Linked DNA regions of Homo sapiens: region 2 is linked to region 1. The links are chromatin loops, found by intact Hi-C in ENCODE. Cell type or tissue: mammary epithelial cell. All regions are shown on one strand. Each heading gives the region's core, and the rest is flanking DNA. Links, peaks and the distances in the headings are about the cores only.

Region 1 (2,918 bases), core at 108-2,607:
TTTTATGTACGTTTCTTAATGCATGAAAGTCACACTCATCATCTCTCCCTTCCACAGATGCTTAACTTATTTTAGAGCTAGAAGGGGCCTGGGGATCATCGGGTTGAAAGCATTCTTTTTCTTTTCTACTTGAAGACTTCTGATCCTAGAAAGTGACCAGGGAGTGTGTCACCGGTGCATCATTTCGCCTCCAGCCAGAAGGTGCATTTGCAATTGTAGGGCCAGCCAGCAAGTAAGTCACCATCAGTTTCAAAAGTGTGCACTACCTGGTCAAAAGCTGGTCATCATCACATCTGTGATTTAACAATTCATCAATACTTTCGCATATGAAATGCTTGCTAGTATTGATCACCATGCATTACCTAATTTTGTTTCAACTTATACATTACTGTACATTCTCAATAAAAGGCATAGCTACTCATGAAACACGCTTAAATGATGAACTAAATACTCATAAACCACAATTATGTCCTTATTTTTTATACTTAGGTTTAAAATCTCTGCATGGGAAACACAAGTCTGTATTTTACATGGAACTTAAAGATATTAGTGGTGAATTCAATTTTTTTCATTATAAAGGCTTTAATAACACATGAAAGCCAGACTTCATTTAAGAAGGTTTTTAAACTGAAGAAAAAGTCCACACTTTAAAATTCAGGCACTTGCTTGCTGACATAGTGTGTGTGTGTTGCTGATCCCAGTTTTAAAACATCTCCAGGCACAGCCTTCTGCCCAATTTTAGCTGCTCTGTGACAGACTCTCAGTGTGTACCCTAAGGGCAAAAATGCACAAATGCTTCACAGAGTAGGAATTAGGTGGCACACGCTTGTCTTTTTGATGCACTTCCAAGAGTGATGTTAGTCGGAAGGCTTTTCCTAACATGGGGAATGTTACCTTCTTGATGAGGGACCGCCCTGCTTCCTGGGTGTGCAGGCTGCTGGCCGGCGCCTTGCCGCCCTCCTGCCTCCTGCTGAGTCTGTTTCTCCAATCTTCCTCCCCGCTTTTCTTCAACAGTGCCAATCTAGGAGGAAAACATGCCCGCCACAAAGAGTTCAGCACCAAACTCTTCCTTGTGATGGAACCATAATCTAGGTAAGAGAGGCGGCTTGGGCCAAGATATGACCACAGCCGCCTCGTTTTAACATTTTGAATTTCATTTATTCGGAAGACAGCATGTCTGGAAAAATAATAAAGTCCCTTTTCTAAGATGGCCCGAAGATTTTACAGTTGATTGAAACACAGAGCTGAAATCTGACTTGCTAGATAAAAGATGCACCATCATTCCAGCCAAGGATGTCTGTTCCTTGGCCTTGGGCTGAAAGCAAGAGAACCGTCCCCAGAGAAAAATGTCTTTTAGCGACGCCTTCTGGTCACTTGTGAAATAACATTAAAGGACTAAAGCTGTGTTACAGAAAATGATGCAGACATGGGCTTAAAAACATAAAGCTGGCCAGGCACGGTGGCTTCCGCCTGTAATCCTAGCACTTTGGGAAGCTGAGGCAGGTGGATCACGAGGTCAGGAGTTCGAGACCAGCCTGGCCAATACGGTGAAACCCCATCTCTACTAAAAATACAAAAATTAGCCAGCGGGAGGCTGAGGCACAAGAATCGCTTGAACCTGGGAGGCAGAGGTTGCAGTGAGCCGAGATTGTGCCACTGCACTCCAGCCTGGGTGACACAGTGAGACTCTGTCTCAAAAAACAAACAAACAAACAAAAACATAAAGCCATGAAGCACTTACAGTCTCTTAATATCATCCCTTTCAATTAGAGGTAAAATTTGATGTTTATGACTGTTTCTCCTCAGGTGTTCTAAGCCCTATTCTTTTCCTACAAATGAATTTGATCATTCTTATCCATCTTCTTTAGACAGAAACTATTTTCTATAAACCCATTTTTTAAAATTATCACTTCAACTTTCCTCAGGGGAAGGATATACACAAAAAAAGAATCTAATTAACTGATATTGTTAACTAACCTACTTTAGCTCAATGATGATGTGACTTGATAGGCAGTGCTTGAATACTGGAATCCTGAAAGGTTATTTTTCACAAACTTGAGGCTATTTCAGCTAACTGTATTGCATGAATGAAGAAATCTTAGGTATTTACGCTGGACAAACAAACATGGGAAAGATAAAAGGTAAAAAAAAAAAAAAAAGGTGGTGATCACTAAACTCATTTGAGCCGATGCTCAAACAATTTAAAGAGTAGGGAAAAGCCAAATAATTAGATCCTTTTCCCTCTGTGCTGGACCTGATGGGCCAGGTCTTATTGATATCACTAATGCATAATCCACAAATGGTATAAATATTTTTATCCATAAATATTAAATCCATAAATATTAAATCCATAAATATTTTTATCCATAAATATTAAATCCATAAATATTTTTTATTGTTATAAATTTGTTTTAGAGACAAGGTCTTCCTTTGTCACCAGGTCTGGAGTGCAGCGGCACAATCACGGTTCACTGCAGCCTCGAATTCCTGGGCTCAAGCGACAATCCTGCCTCGGCCTCCAGAGTAGCTAGGATGACAGGTGTGCATCACTGCGCCTGGTTAATTTTTAAAATTTTTATTTTGTAGAGACGAGGTCTTGCTATGCTGCTCAGGCTGGTTTTGAACTCCCGGGCTCAAGCAATTCTTCCATGTCAGCCTCCAGAGTAGCTAGGACTACACTTGTGCACCACTACACTAGGCTAATTTTTAAAATTTTTATTTGGTAGAGACAGGTGCTTGCTATGTTGCCCAGGGCAGTTTTGAACTCCTGGCCTCAAGCGATCCCCTGCCTCAGCCTCCCAAAGTGCTGGGATTACAGGCATGAGACAGCGCGCCTAGACAACAGTGTATTTTTAAGCAGAACATCAGCTTTGGTCCCAATTTGGCTACTCCCTTTGGGTATCTCGGTTCTCCCTCCT
Region 2 (2,918 bases), core at 270-2,769, 140 kb before region 1:
TTTTCTAAAATATTATTAGAAAAAATATTTTGTCTAAAAAATAGTTTTCATATATAGTATATATATTGTATATATACTATATATACATTGCATATATATACACTATATATACACATTGTGTATACATATATGTATATATATATATATATATATATAGTAGAGATGGGGTCTCACTATGTTGCCCAGGCTGGTCTTGAACTCCTGAGCTCAAGCAATCCTCCTTCCTCGGCCTCCCAAAGTGCTGGGATTACAGGCATGGGACACTGCGCCTGGCCTAATGCTATATCTATAATGAATTTTTGCAACTCTGATATCTCATACATAGTCTAGGAGCCCTATAAACTAACTACTAGTGTTCTTTAAAAGATAACGTAAAATAGCAACAACGAAATAAAACAGTAGAATAAAAGTGCAAAGTTCTATGGCAGAATGGCGAAGGCTTAGTGTTGGAAACAATTATGAGAAAGGCAAGTTCCTCAACCTTCTAAAGTTTTGTTTTCTAACCTGTAAAATGGGGAGAATAATGAGTGCCTTGTTTTGGAGATGAGATGAGGTAATGTATGTAAAATTAGTAGGTTTGGTAGGTGCTATTACAGTGCAAATCGTTAATTGAGATATCATTTTTAATTAAAAGATGAAGATGGCCATGCACAGTGGCTCACACCTGTAATTCCAACACTTTGGGAGACTGAGGCAGGTGGACGGCTTGAGTCCAGGAGTTTGAGACCAGCCTGGGCAATATGGCGAAACCAAGTGTCTACAAAAAATACAAAAAAAAAAAATTAGCTCGGCATGGTGGCTCGCGACTGTGGTCCCAGTTACTAGGAAGGCTGAGGTGGGAGGATCGCTTGAGCCCAGAAGGCAGAGGTTGCGTTGAGCCAAGATGGCACCACTGTACTCCAGTCTGGGCAACACAGGGAGATCCTGTCTCAAAAAAAAAAAAAAAAAAAAAAAAGCCGGACTCGGTGGTTCACCCCTGTAATCCCAGCACTTTGGGAGGCTGTGGCCGGCGAATCACCTGAGGTCAGGAGTTCGAGACTAGCCTGGTTAACATGGTGAAACCCCGTGTCTACTAAAAATACAAAACTATAGCCGGGCGTCGTGGCGCGCGCCTGTAGTCTCAGCTACTCAAGAGACTGAGGCAGGAGAATTGCTTGAGCCTGGGAGGCAGAGTTTGCAGTGAGCCAAGATCACACAGCTGTACTCCAGCCTGGGAAACAGAGTGACAGTCTTTCTCAAAAAATAAAAAAATAATAATAAAAAAAGAAGGCACGCTGGCTGACTCAGGATATCCACTAGGTGGTGCTAGAAAACAATGGCCAATCATGAAGCATTCATTTTCAAAGACCTGGCATTTTAATCTTTTATTTGAGTGTATCAGGAAACAGTTTCTTTCTTTAAAAATTGTTTTTTATTTCAATAGTTTTTGGGGTGTCTTTTGTAACATGAATTATATAGTGGTGAACTCCAAGATTCTAGTGCACCCGAATAGTGTACATTGTACCTGATGTGTAGTTTTTTATCCCTAGCGCTCTTCCCCTTTCTGCATCTCTAAAGTCGATGATATCACACTGTATGCCTTTGCATACTTGTAGCTTAGCTCCCACTTATAAGTGAGAACATGTGGTTTTGGTTTTCCACTCCTGAAGAATAATGGCCTCCAGCTCCATCCAAGTTGCTGCAAAAGACATTATTTCCTCCATTTTAATGGCTGAGTAGTATTCCATGGTGTATATATACCACGTTTTCCTTACCCACTCATTGGTTGATGGGCACTTAGGTTGGTTCCACATCTCTGCAATTGTGAATTGTGCTGCGGTAAACATACGCGTGTGGTGTCCTTTTCATATAATGACTTCTAGGAAACGCAGTTTCGATGAACACTCCAACCTACATTCCTTGCATCACTTTGGGACTTTTACCTACTCCTATAATTCTCAAACATTTCCGCCCCTCTGCCTTCCAAGTAAGATGCTTACTCAGCCAACAATTCCTGAGTGCCTGCTGTCTGCTAGGTGCTGGATACACAAAAATGAAGAAAATGCAGTGCCTGGGCCGGTCATGAATTCCACTGTGGATGCGTTAAGTTTGAAGTTCCTGTAGTACTTCCGGGTGGAGATGTCCAACCAGCTGTTGACTATTTAGATTTGAAGCTCAGAATTGACATTCAGAATCAGGGAGACATCATACTTTGTCTGTAGTTGATCGTGAGCTTGAAAAGCATGGCCCAGGACAGAGCATAAAGTGGGAGGGGCTATGAGCGGGTACAGAATCCTGCAGAACGTGGGCATGCCAGCGAGGAGACAGGCTCGCGGAGGACAGAAGGAGGGTTCCGAGAGCCGCAGGCAGAAGCAGGGCAGGGTGGTGTCAAAGAAACCGGGGGGTATGAAGGGACAAAGGACGAGTGTCCCCTAGAAGAGAGAAGAAAGCCCATTGGATTTGGAGCAGGAAGAGGCCCACTGAGAGTGGCCTGGGGACAGAGTGCATGTGAAGACAGCCCAATATCGGCTGCTTTTTAAAAAATGTGGATGAGAAGAGGAGAGTCAGGATAGTTACTAGAGGAGCACTGAGGGTAGGGGGGAGTCGGTTGGGGGGCTTGGTTGGTGTTTGGCTGTTTACTTATTTACTTATTTGCATTGGGAGAAAGGGATCTGATGGCATTTACAGATGGAGGGAAGGAGCCAATAGTGAAGGACAGGCTGATGATTAGAACACATGAGAAGGGCTGACACCCCATCCCACCACTTTTCTCCTTGTCCCAAACAAGCTGTGTGCTCTTGGGTGGTTTCCTGCCCCCTCTCATCCTCAGGCACCTCACCTAGAAAAACATACAGAGTAAAATGGTGAATCGTGTGTAAGATCTCTCCTAGCTCTAAGAAAATTCCATTTCCAAATTTCAATCTTTCAGCTATCTAAAC

The links. A loop is a pair of places that touch in the nucleus more often than their neighbours do. Peaks named below come from ENCODE experiments on the same cell type or tissue, not always from the same donor. Only the 100,000 strongest peaks of a DNase experiment are listed, where the experiment ranks them.
Region 2: a loop joins it to region 1, with 16 times the contacts of the local background. A loop is called at or near these places in 4 of 110 quality-filtered maps.

The regions. Positions count from the first base shown.
Region 1 is chr10:29,511,841-29,514,758 of GRCh38, forward strand. SVIL (supervillin) reads right to left here. Exons shown (of 38, transcript NM_021738.3): 17 at 895-1,021. LOC124902401 (a long non-coding RNA gene) reads left to right here and starts at 1,009. Exons shown (of 2, transcript XR_007062099.1): 1 at 1,009-1,092. In mammary epithelial cell, for the core only: a CTCF peak has its summit at 1,360 (motif pointing left); no DNase peak of the experiment used is centred there; H3K27ac peaks cover 437 bases.
Region 2 is chr10:29,376,253-29,379,170 of GRCh38, forward strand. No RefSeq gene overlaps it. Among named protein-coding and RNA genes, the nearest start is that of SVIL-AS1, 32 kb to the right of the region's middle. In mammary epithelial cell, for the core only: a CTCF peak has its summit at 1,301 (motif pointing right); no DNase peak of the experiment used is centred there.